Linked DNA regions of Homo sapiens: region 1 is linked to region 2. A link is a loop called in an ENCODE intact Hi-C map of the cell type or tissue named here. Cell type or tissue: PC-3. All regions are shown on one strand. Each heading gives the region's core, and the rest is flanking DNA. Links, peaks and the distances in the headings are about the cores only.

What was found. Peaks named below come from ENCODE experiments on the same cell type or tissue, not always from the same donor. Only the 100,000 strongest peaks of a DNase experiment are listed, where the experiment ranks them.
Region 1: it touches region 2 in a loop (2.6-fold over the local background); 1 of 110 quality-filtered maps calls a loop at or near these places.

What each region holds. Positions count from the first base shown.
Region 1 is chr1:34,893,209-34,899,626 of GRCh38, forward strand. The region is part of intron 5 of DLGAP3 (DLG associated protein 3); the gene reads right to left. Among named protein-coding and RNA genes, the nearest start is that of DLGAP3, 33 kb to the right of the region's middle. In PC-3, for the core only: a CTCF peak has its summit at 3,614; no DNase peak of the experiment used is centred there.
Region 2 is chr1:35,285,897-35,292,314 of GRCh38, forward strand. The region is part of intron 1 of ZMYM4 (zinc finger MYM-type containing 4); the gene reads left to right. It also overlaps the pseudogene RN7SL503P. Among named protein-coding and RNA genes, the nearest start is that of ZMYM4, 20 kb to the left of the region's middle. In PC-3, for the core only: no CTCF peak of the experiment used is centred there; a DNase peak (open chromatin) is centred at 3,055; H3K27ac peaks cover 800 bases.

The sequences.
Region 1 (6,418 bases), core at 778-5,777, 390 kb before region 2:
CCAGAAGGCAGTGGAGTGGTATATTCTAAGTGCTGAAAGAAAAATAACTGTCAGCCAGGAATTTTATATCCAGCAAAACTATTCTTCCAAGATGAAGTAAAAATAAAAACATTTCCAGATAAATGTAGACTGAATAATTTATTGCCAGGAGACTTATATTATGAGAAGCACTAATGGAAGTCCTTCAGGCTAAAGGGAAAATAAAGTAATAGCCAATGGTAACTCAAATACAGAAGAAGAAATAAAGAGCACCAGAAATGGTAAATATGTGAGTAAATACAAGAGCCTCTATAAATATATTTTCCTCACTTCCTCTCTTAACTTCTTTAAAAGATGTAAGATTACACAAAGCACTTATTATAATACCAATGTTGGTTTATAACAAGTGTTAGGTTTAAAACATATATAGGTAATATATGACAGTAATAGCAAAAAGGGGGAAAATGAGTTATATTAGAGCAATGCTCCTATATTTTACCATAATTATATTTTGATAAGCTAAGATATACATTGTAATTCCTAGTGCAATCACTAAGAAAGTAACTCAAATTGTATAGTAAAAAATTAACAAATAAATATAAATGGTACACTAAAATATTTATTGATTTAATACAAAAGAAGACAGTAAAGAAGGAACAGAGGATCAAAAAATAATATGACAGTCCAACCACATCAATAACCACATTAAGATGTGAAGGTCTGGCATGGTGGCTCATGCCTGTAATCCCAGAACTTTGGGAGGCCAAGGTGGGTGGATCACTTGAGCTCAGAAGTTTTGAGACCAGCCTGGGCAACATAGTGAAGCCCCATCTCTACAAGAAATACAAAAATTAGCCAGGCATGGTGGTATGTGTCTCTAGTTCCAGCTACTTGGGGAACTGAGGTGGGAGGATTGATTGAGCCTGGGAGGTCAAGGCTGCAGTGAGCCATGTTCACACCACTACCTTGTAGCTTAATGACAGAGCAAGACCCTTCCTCAAAAACAAATTAAATAAATAAAATAAAACATGAATGGACAAAAACACTCATTCAAAAGGCATAGTGATAAGATAAAGCAAAAAAAAAAAAAAAACCATTAGATGCTGTCTACAGGAGACATACCTTAAATCTGAAACACAAACAGTTGAAAGTAAAAGAATGGGGAAAAGATATACTATGCAAACTATACCATGAGAGAATTTTCCAGAATTGATGAAAAACATGAATCCACAGACCTATGGAGCACACACATGAATATATCATAGCAAAACTGCAGAACAATAAAATCAAAGCAAGATCTCAACAGCAACCTGAGAGAAATTAAAACTACCTACAAAGACAATCAGGATGATAGCAGACTCCTTAACGGCAACAACAGACAGATGACAAAAGAATATCTTCAAAACACTTAGAGAAAATAAATGTTAAGCTAGAATTCCCACAATAAGCTAAACTGTATCAAACAGTATGGGTAAAATATATTTTTTGTTAAAGTCCAAGTTTGCTACTAACAGATATTCACTGAAAAAATTACTAAAGAATATACTTTAGGAGGAAACAATGAGATGTAAGGAGGTAAAGTGAGGAGTAAAAAAGGTAGAGATGTGAGTACATACAATCAAGAGCTAATAATATAAAAAGTAACAATAATAATAGAGACTAATTTGACAGGTTAAAAGGTAGAACTAAAATACTGGGCAATAAGTCCACATAAGAAGGGAAGAAGTCAAGGAAATTAAAGTGTCCTAAGATCACTTAAGTATTTGAGGTGATGGGTATGTCAATTCACTTGATTTCATTATTCCATATTGTATTCATAAGTCATAACATTACTTTATACCCCATAAATATATACACCCACAATTTGTCAATTTATAATAAAAATTAAAAGTAAAATAGGCCAGGAGCATTGGCTCATGCCTGTAATCCCAGAACTTTGGGAGGCCAAGGCAGGCGGATGACGAGGTCAGGAGATCGAGACGATCCTGGCTAACACGGTGAAACCCCGTCTGTACTAAAAATACAAAAAAATTAGCCAGGCGTGGTGGCGGGCGCCTGTAGTCTCAGCTACTCCGGAGACTGAGGCAGAAGAATGGCGTGAACCCAGGAAGCGGAGCTTGCAGTGAGCCGAGATCATGCCACTGCACTCCTACCTGGGCGACAGAGCGAGACTGTCTCAAAAAAAAAAAAAAATTAAAATAATAATAATAATAAGTAAAATAAATGCTGAAAGAAATCAAAGAAGAACTGAATAAATGGAAATACATCCAATATTCAAGGATAATAATACTTAATATTGTTAAGAATACAATACTCCATAAATTAATCTACACATTCAGAGCAATCCCTTCAAATTCCCAACTATATTTTTTATAGAAATCAACAAGCCTACCCAAAATCCATGTGTATATGCAAAGGAAACACAAAACACAAAGCAGTCTTTAAAAGGAGTAACAAAATTGTATAATTTCAGCTTACCAAAATCAATCCTTACCACACAGTTACAGCAATCAAAGCATGTGGTAATAGCATAAAGATAGGTTCAAGCAGACCAATGGAATAAATTTTAAGGTTCATTAATAAACACATGCATTTATGGTAAATTGGTTTTGAAAAAGGGGCCAAGAAATTTCAATGAGGACATAAAAGCCTTTTCAACAAATGATGCTGGGAAAATTGGATATCCGCATTCAAAAACATAAAGCTGGACCCCTAACTTGAATCACACATACACACACACACACACACACACACACACACACACACACTACTCAAAGTGGGTCATACATCTAAATATAAATGTTAAACTACAAAATTCTTAGGAGAAATATTAGAGTAAATTTTTGTGATCTTGCATTAGACAAAGATTTCTTAAATTTTACACCAAAGCACAATCAAGAAGAGAAAAATTGATGAATTATGCATCATCAAGTTTAAAATGTTTTGTTCTCCAAACAACAACATAAAAAATATAAAAATACAAATTACTGAATAGTGGAAACCACTCCAGCTGACACCTTGGTCAGATTTCTAGCCTCCAGAATTGTGAGAAAATAAATTTTTGTTGCCAAAAAAAAGAAGAACAAGAAGGGAAGAGGTCATCAAAATCAGAATGTCGGCCAGGTGTGGTGGCTCATGTCTGTAAACCCAGCACTTTGGGAGGCCAAGGTGAGTGGATCACCTGATATCAGGAGTTGGGAACCAGCCTGGCCAACATAGTGAAACCCCGTCTCTACTACAAATACAAAACAGTTAGCCAGGTGTGGTGGCGCACACGTGTAATCCCAGTTATTCGGGAGGCTGAGGCAGGAGAATCGCTTGAACCCGGGAGATGGAGGTTGCAGTGAGCAGAGATCTAGCCACTGCACTCTGGCCTGGGCAACAGAGCCAGACTCCATCACACACACACACACACACACACACACACACAAAATCAAACTGTCCTATGGTCTCTGTATTGTTTAGGAGGAGCACAGAAAAAACTGTCAGCTTCAGACGTTAAGTCAAATATGCATATGAAAATTATAAGGGTAACCACAAAGAATAAAATACAATATATAACTATTAAACCAGTGTGGGATTTGGTGGGGAGAAGAATAAAGAAAACTCAAACCAAAAGGAGGCAGCAAAGGAGCAGGAAAGCACCAGTCCAAAGGCAAGATAAATAGAAGGCACAAAATAAGATGACAGAAATAAACCCAAGGGTTAGGGCTAGGGTCATCACACTACCCTAGGTTTAGGCCAAGGGGTAATCACAGATAATCTGTAATCACAATAAATATAAATGTACTAAACTCTCAAGCAATTATCAGAATGGATATAGGTAAAATGTAGCTATAACTATTTTCAAAAAATATACCTGAGACATAGACAAAAAGCTTTAAAGTAAAAGATGGAAAAAGGTGTTTTAGGCAAATACTAAACGAAAAAAAAATAGACTGAAGAGGAAAAAAGTATTATGAGACATAATAGGGTGACATCTCTAGTGCTTTAAACTTATTTCATCTTCTATAAAGCAAGAATAAGAAGCCATACCTCCAGGCTAAATATGTCAAGTATATGTGATGTTAGATAATGCAAAGTGCTAAGAAGAAGGAGAAAGAGCAGGAGGAAGAAGACAGAGAAGACCTCAACAATGACAGTACAGGGAAGGGGAATAGGAAATGTTGGAAAGGGAGAGTTAAATTAAAATTTTAGGGCATTTGGGAAAAGACCTGAAAGAAGTTAGGAAGTGATCCATGGGAGTGGCTGGGAAGGGGACATCCAGGCAAAGGTAGTGGCAAATGCAAGGGCCCTAGGGAGTCTAGTGTGGCTGGAGTGGGAGGGAGGGGAACAGCCTTAGGAGAGGAACTCAGAGGCAGCTCCACTCCAGCGAGGTCACCAGGTCATGCAGGCCTCGAAAGCCATGGTTAGGTTCTTGATGTTTACTCTGAGCAACGTGAGGGTTTTGAACAGAAGAGCGAGTGTGATTATAGTTTTTAAAGATCATGTGGGCTGTAATGAGAGAGGATGAAGTGGAGCAAGAGCAAATACAGGAGACCAACTACAAGGCAGTGCCATCGTCCAGACAAAAGGACATGGTGCCTGGAAGAACCGGTGGCAGTGGAGATGGTGAGGAGTGGTTGGATCCTGGATATATTTTAAAGGTGGGACCAGCAGGATCAGCTGAAGGATTGGAGGTGAGTTGTGAGAGAGAGAAAGTGGTCAAGACTGACTTCAGGCTTTTAAACCAGAGCTTCTAGAAGGATAAAGTTGCCATTATCTGAAATGGAGAATTCAGAGGATAGAGCAGCAACTGCGGCAGCCAGGGGCGGGAGGGGATTGTGGAGGGTGTGTGTATCAGCAGTTTAGTTTTGGACATCTTAAGTTTGAGATGTCTACTAAACATCCGAATGAGATTTCAATACACAGTTAGACATATATGCCTGGCATTTACAAGAGAGTTTGGGCTGGAGATATACATTTGGTAGTCATCAGGCTCTCAGCCATGAGCCCAGACAAGATCACCTAAGGAGTAGGTATAGAGAGAAGTCCAGGGACTGAGCCCTAGAAAACTCCAGTGTTTAGATCCTGGGGAGTTATAGAGGCACCCAAGACACAGACTGAGGATAAGCAGCCAGGGAGGGAATCTAGGAGAATGTAGAGGGTGTGGTGTCCTCCAAGCCAACCAAGTAAAGTCTTTCAGGAAGGAAGGAGTCTTCAACTGTGTTACATGTGGCTGATGGGTGAGGTAAAATGAGGGCTAAGCATTAACTCGTGGGTTTAACAACATAGGCTGGTCTGATGTAAAAAGAGAGCTGTGCCAATCAGATTTCCTGGTTCAGGCAATGGAACAAAGGAATACTGAGAGACTGCAGCAGTGAACAATGAGAGCCAACGTGGACAGTCTTTTGCATTGCATTTTTTCCCCAGCATACAGTAAAAATAGCTAACCTTTATTGAGTGCTGGCTATGTGCCAAGAACACTATTATGATGCCTATTTTTAAAAAGGGAAAGTGGGGCTCAAAAAAAGTCAAGTAACTTGCCCCAGGTCAGTCAGCTGGTAAGTAGCCAAGCTGGAATTCAACCCCATCTCATGTGTTTAATCACTAAATGCTGCTGCTTCCGTCTAATTAAGGGGAAAGTCTACACTTAGATATGGAACTCACATTTATAAAATGCCATTTTTGGGCCAAGTACCTTGTGTTTGCATACATTTTCTCACTGAACTCTCAAAAACCCCTGCAAAATAACTGTCCCTAACCATTGCCATTTTAAAGATGAGAAATGGAGGTGTTGAAAAGTAAGGTCTCTTGCTGGTGGTTCCTCAGGACAGAGGGGTAAGGTGGCAGAATTCAGGCCCAGATCATGTCTGAGGCTGCAGCTTGGCCTGCGCCCTGTCTGTACAAATCAATTCTACTTTTTTTTTTTTTTTTTTTTAAGACAGAGCCTCACTGTGTCGCCCAGGCTGGAATGCAGTGGCACCATCTCGGCTCATTCTCGCCATTCTCCTGCCTCAGCCTCCCGAGTAGCTGGGACTACAGGCACCCGCCACCATGCCTGGCTAATTTTTTATATTTTTAGTAGAGACGGGGTTTCACCGTGTTAGCCAGGCTGGTCTTGGTCTCCTGACCTCGTGATCCGACCACCTCGGCCTCCCAAAGTGCTGGGATCACAGGCGAGAGCCACTGCACCCGGCCAATCCTACCTTTTACATGGGGGCAAGGAGGGAGCAATCAGGCCTGTGAAGAGCCCCAGGGCACTGGCGTTGCCCTTACAAGCTCATCACTTTGAGGACACTTGGTGGGTTTTAAGGCTGTGATTCTCTGAGACTCCCAGCCTGAGTCAGCTCCAGGAGTCCTAAGGCAGGTTTCCCAGTTTCCCCAGAGCCAGGCCTGAGCTCTCTCCACAGGCAGACCCTCTGATTTTAAGTCCTAAGCTGAGCATGGGACTGAATCC
Region 2 (6,418 bases), core at 668-5,667:
ACATGATAAAGGCTACCCATGAAAAATCATTGCTTACATCATATTCAGTGGTGAAAGACTGAGAGATTTTATCCTCAGATGAGGAACAAGATGAGGATGCCTTCTTTCACCATGTCTATTCAGTGTAGTATTAGAAGTTCTAGCCAGAAGTTAAGCAAGAAAAAGGAAATAAAAAGCATTCAAATTGGACAGGAAGAAGTAAAACTATCTCTATTTAAAGGTGACATGATCTTATACGTAGAATACCCTTAAAGTTATGCCAAAAACAAAACTGTGCAAGTTAGTAAGAAATTCAGCAAAGTTGCAGGATATGGCATCAACACACAAAAATCAGTTGTATTTATGTACACTAGAACAATCCCAAAAGGAAATTTTAAGAAAACAATTTCATTTACATTAGAGTCAAGAAGAAAAAAAAAATACTGAAACACCTGTATCCCTTTGACTTAACTCCAATAGTCCTTGAAAGATTCCTCCCCGTCCGCCAAAAAAATAGAACCAGGCTCATCTATACATACGCTACTTCAGACCTGGAATTAACTTGTTTTGCAAGACGCCTCAGTACCTTTCAGTGGAAGATGTTATCTGGAGACCACAGCCTGAACTCAGACAAGCTTTTTGAAGTTAGAATCTTTATGAGATGGTGTAAGTTGCTTATTTCCCATTCACTCCTGAGCCTGCCTGCCTCTGTCTGCCTATTTTTTTTTTTTTTTTTTTTAAGAGACAGGATCGTACTCTGTTGCCCAGGTTGGAATGCAGTGGCATGATCACGGCTCACTGAAGGCTTGACCTCCTGGGCTCAAGCAATCCTCCCACCTCACCCACCTGAGCAGCTAGGACCACAGACAATACCCTTGTGCCTGGCTATTTAAATAATTTTTTTTTTTTTTTTTTTTTTTTTTTTTTTTTTTTTTGTAGAGACAGGGTCTCCATATGTTGTCCAGGCTGGTCTTGAACTCCTGGGCTCAAGCAGTCCTCCACCTCTGCCTCCCAAAGATTATAGGTGTGAACCACCCTGCCTGGCCCTAGCTTATCTTTCTGTTTTGGCACTGAAATTCTTCTCTTTAGGAACACTGAAATGATCTAATAATCACCAAATCTAATGGATGCTTTTCAGAGATTATTTTATTTGACTTTTCTTAGATCTTTATTTGACCTTTCTTATTTCTGTTGCCCTTCCTTCCTCGACTTTTTCCTTGTTTTATGAGATGGCATTCTCATGGTTCTCCTCTTGAATTGCTCTTTTTGCGTGCTCAATAAGTGTTATTCCCTCAGCTTGTATTTTCTTGAGCAATCTCTTCTACAATAGTGGTTTTACTTAATTTTTTTTTTTTTTTTACTTAGTATTTTTTAAGAGATGGGGTCTTGCTATATTACCCAGGCTGGCCTTGAACTCCTGGCCTCAAGTGATCCTCCTTCCTTGGCCTCCCAAAGTGCTGGGATTACAGGCATCAGCCACTGGCTTATAGTAGTAGTTTTAGGATCTACCCATTAAGTACATTATGTGATTTCCATTTTACTTCTTCGCTTCTGTTTTTGTCTTTAAAACTAAAAATCTTGTGTTTTTGCTGTCATACAAATACTGCAAATTCACTATGTCTACAACTGAACTCCTACTTCCTTCTTCCCTGCCAATTACTTGCTCACACACCTAGTGCCCTCCCCTTCTCAACTTGTTATTTTTCCTATTTATTTTATTTTTATTTTTATTTTATTTTATTTTTTGGGGGACGGAGTCTTGCTCTGTCACCCAGGCTGGAATGCAGTGACGCAATCTCGGCTCACTGCAACCTCCATCTCCCGGGTTCAAGCGATTCTCCTGCCTTAGCCTCCCATGTAGCTGGGATTACAGGCATGCGCCACCATGCCTGGCTAATTTTTGTATTTTTAGTAGAGATGGGGTTTCACCATGTTGGTCAGGCTGGTCTCGAACTCCTGACCTCGCGGTCTACCAGCCTTGGCCTCCCAAAATGCTAGGATTACAGACGTGAGCCCCCACTCCCGGCCTATTTTTATTTTTATTTTAGAGACAGTCTTGCTATGTTGCCCTGGATGGAATGCAGTGGCAAGATCATAGCCCTCTGCAGCCCCAGTCTGTTATTCTTCACATATTATCTCTATTAGTTACTGGCTTCTAGTCACCCAAGTTAGAAATCTGTGAGTCATCTTTTGTTTCTTCCCTTTCCCTTACTGTTTAGTTTTAATTGCTAAGTCTTGTTAATACTACATCAGGTATGATTTTAAAAACATTTTTGATGTTCTACTGCCACCACCTTAGTTCTGGTACTCATTTTGCATGTTTTGTCTTTTGACTTTCCTTGCTTTTACAACTCTTCTTTTCGCACTCCCTTCTTTACTGTTTCCTCTACCCCATTCATTTTTACACATTGGAGACAGATTTTTCTTCTAAAATGAAAACATGTTTATCTTTGAGGTAACAAGTTGGCTCCCTTATTATTCCAGTTCTCTAAGGTGGTTATTGGTCAGAGTTTTTTCCTGTGGCGAAAGGCAGCTTGCCTTACAGCTCTGACTCCTATCAGAAATTTACTTTTTCTTTGTGGGAGAGTTTCTTTCTGAATGTCTTTGCTACTATCACGCTAGCTTTGGTAGAGGCCCTGCTCGTGACCCCACCCTCTGTGGTGACAGAATCTTTGCCTAATTCCACCCAGCACAGCTGAGACCAGGCTGTGATTATTTCAAAACAGACTTTATTAAAAACTTAGTATAATAGGGAATTGCAGAACAAATATGTATGTATTTATATATGTATTATGTGTGGCTGATCTAGGAGAAATAGGCAGCATCTACTTGCTGAGCTTTCAGTTGTCTCATGGTGAGCAGAGGGCATCTTTTCTTTGAAACTCAGAAGCAGGTTGAAATCTGGGGGAATTAACTTATTTTTTTCCTTTCTTCCAAAGACCTTATTTCATGACCTATAATTTGTGTCCTGGCTGACTAACATTGGGAATATCAGTTCACTTTAGGAGATTCAGTCTCCTTCCTGCTCAGATTTATTGTTACTCTGTCTCCAGTAGAACAAATAGACCATTAGTACAGAAGAGATTCATTCATTGAACAAATATTTAGGACATGTGTCAGATGTGGTTCCAAGTGCTGGACAAAGAATAATAAGGAAGTTAAGCTTTGTGCTAGTGGTGGGGGTAAGATAGAAAATAAAAAAGAAATAGAGAAAATAATTTTAGGTAGTGAAGAAAACAGGACAGCATAAGATAATATGATAGTGATTGCAGTAGGAAGAATAGATAATTCTCTGAGCATGTTGGTTTTTGTGTATGATCTAAAGAGTATGATCTCTTAAAAAGATTCTTTTGGCTCCTGTATATGAGATGAACTTCAGGGAGCAAGATGGGAAACAGAGGGTCAGTTAGGAAGCTATTGGTATAATTCAGGTATGAAAGTAATCATTGGAGTAGAGTGTAGATGATGAGAATTGGTTGGGATATATTTTGGAGGTACAGTCAATAGGACTTGTTGATAAATGTAGTGAAATAAAGAAGACCACTAACCCCTAGGTAGCAGGGTTAGTGCTAGATAGTTGGTGGCACCATTAATTGAGATAGGAAAACTGGGGAAAGAATACACAGTGGTCGGGATGAAGGAGGAAGCTATTATTTCCTTACTTTAGATCACTCCACTGATTTAAAAATTGGTGATTACTTAACACCTACAGTGTAGTCTGAATCAGGGGTTCTCAACGTTGGCACTGTTGGCATTATGGACCAGGTAATTCTTTGTTGTGGGGTATTGTCTTGTGCATTGTGGGATATTCAGCTGCATACTTAACCCACTATCAACTAAGATGTCAATAGCACTGCCCCACTAGTTGTGGTAACTAAAAATATCTCCAGACATTACCAGTATCTTCTGGGGAACAAAATTGCCCCTGGTTGAATACCACTGGTCCAGATACTTTTACCATATATCCTAAAGACCTTTTTAGATTGTTGTATTCTATGTATAATAGCTGCTTTTCATACCATTCACTTATATAAATTATGACAATATATCATAGTGATTGACTTGCCAGTTTTCTTTCTTTTCTTTTTTTTCTTTTCTTTTCTTTTCTTTCAGATGGAGTCTCACTCTGTCACCTAGGCTGGAGTGCGGTGGTGCGATCTCAACTCACTGCAGCCCCTGGCTTCCGGGCTCAAGTGATTCTCCCACCTCAGCCTCTGAAGTAGCTGAGATTACAGATGCGCACTACCACGCCCAGCTAATTTTTGTATTTTTAGTAGAGACAGGGTTTCTCCATGTTGGCCAGGCTGGCCTTGAACTCCTGACCTCAAGTGATCCACCCGCCTTGGCCTCCCAAAATGCTGGGATTACAGGCGTGAGCCATCTCTCCTGGACTGACTTTCCAGTTTTCTTGTCTTTTTAAAAATCATATTTTATTCAGCCATAACTACTAATTGTACTTATGCTTAGCATATTTCTTTCTAGGATATTTCTTTGCAGGTATGTGTTTTTACATGGTTAACATCACATGTACAGTTCTGTTTCCTGATCTTATTTACTTACTTAGTTTTTATTTTTTTAGAGACGGGATCCGGCTCTGTCACCCAGGCTGGGGTGCAGTGGTGCAATCATAGCTCACTGCAGCTTTGAACTCCTGAGCTCAAGGGATCCTCCTGCCTCTCCAATAGCTAGGACTAGAGGTGCATGCCACCATGCCTGGCTCATTTTTCATTTTTTGTAGAGATTGGGGTCTTGCTATGTTGCCCAGGCTGGTCTTGAACTCCTGGCCTCAAACAATCTTCCTGCCTTGGCCTTCCAAAGTGTGTTGGGATTATAGGAATGAGCCACCATGCCTGGCTGGATGAAAATATTCTAGAATTGATTGTGGTAATGATTGTACTGCTCTGAATATACTAAGCACAATTGAATTGTGCAATTTAAATTGATGAGTTATGTGGCATTTGAATTATATCTCAATAAAGCTGTTATTTTTAAAAAAGAAGCTAAACCAAATAGCATTATATGTAGTTTCTGTCTGTAGCTCTAGTTCTCTAGAAATTAAATTACTGGTTCAGGCATGTGATAAATATTTTTGAAATAAGGTTTATTACAGTATAATTTATATAGAGTAAAATTCATCCTTTCATTGTACAGTTCTGTAAGGTTTGACATATGCATATAGTGGTAAAATTAGCACTATAATCAAGATGCAGTACATTTTCATTTCTTGTTCATGGGTTTTTATATAAACATGTTTTCATTTTTCTTGGGTAAAAGGAGTAGGATTACTGGATCATATAAATACTGTATGTCTTCTTATATTGTGTTTTGAGAGTTCTTTATATATTTTGGATACACATCCTTTATTAATGTTTTGAAAATATTCCCCCCAGTTTGTGGCTTGTTTTCACTTTCTTTTTTTTTGCAGAAATAGGGTGCCGGGTCTTGCTTTGTTGCCTAGGCTGGTCTCATATTTCTGGCCTGAAGTGACCCTCCCACATCAGCTTCATTTTCTTAAGTGTTTTTCAAAGAGCAGAAATTTTTTATTTTGATGAAGTCTACTTTATCAATTTTTTTCTTTTATGGATTATGCTTTTTGTGTCATATCTAACTTCTGTGCCTTTTAGCATTTTATTTTTTTCTGTCTCCAGATGTCTTTCTACCTGCTCTTCCTTCAAGAACCAGCTTTTTCTTTCTTTTCCCTTTTGTCTCCAGACATAGCTACAGTTATTAGCAATAATAGTAGTGGTAGTGATTGTTACTTTTTTTTTTTTTTTTTTTTGAGACAGAGTTTCACTCTTGTCACCCCGGCTGGAGTGCAATGGTGCAATCTCAGCTCACTGCAACCTATGCCTCCTGAGTTCAAGCGATTCTCCTGCCTCAGTCTCCCAAGTAACTGGGATTACAGGTGCCTGCCACCGCGCCTGTCTACTTTTTGTATTTTTAGTAGATACAGGGTTTCACCATGTGTTGGCCAGGCTGGTCTTGAACTCCTGACCTCAGGTGATCTACTTGACCTCCCAAAGTGCTGGGATTACAGGCATGAGCCACCGTGCCCAGCCATGATTGTTACTATTTAGCAGGCCCTTTTTGCACCACATTCCCGCTTTGATACCATAGTGTTTTTATTTGAGTCTTGCAAGTAAAGACTATTCTAAAGTTAGTTGGGAACTGAAGCCCAAGATAGAGATTGAGGCAAGTGAATATACACACAGACATTCAGACACACAAATTTAATTTTCTAGAAATCAGCAGATAGATAGCATCAGAAGACCTAAGAGAAAGCATATCTTGGTTTAGTCTTGTGTTTTTGTTTTAGTTTTAGACACAGGGTGTTGGTATGTTGCCCAGGCTGGAACGCAGTAGCTAATCTCAGGCGCGACCCCACTACTGATCAGTATGGGAGTTTTGAACTGCTCCGTTTCTGACCTGAGCCAGTTCA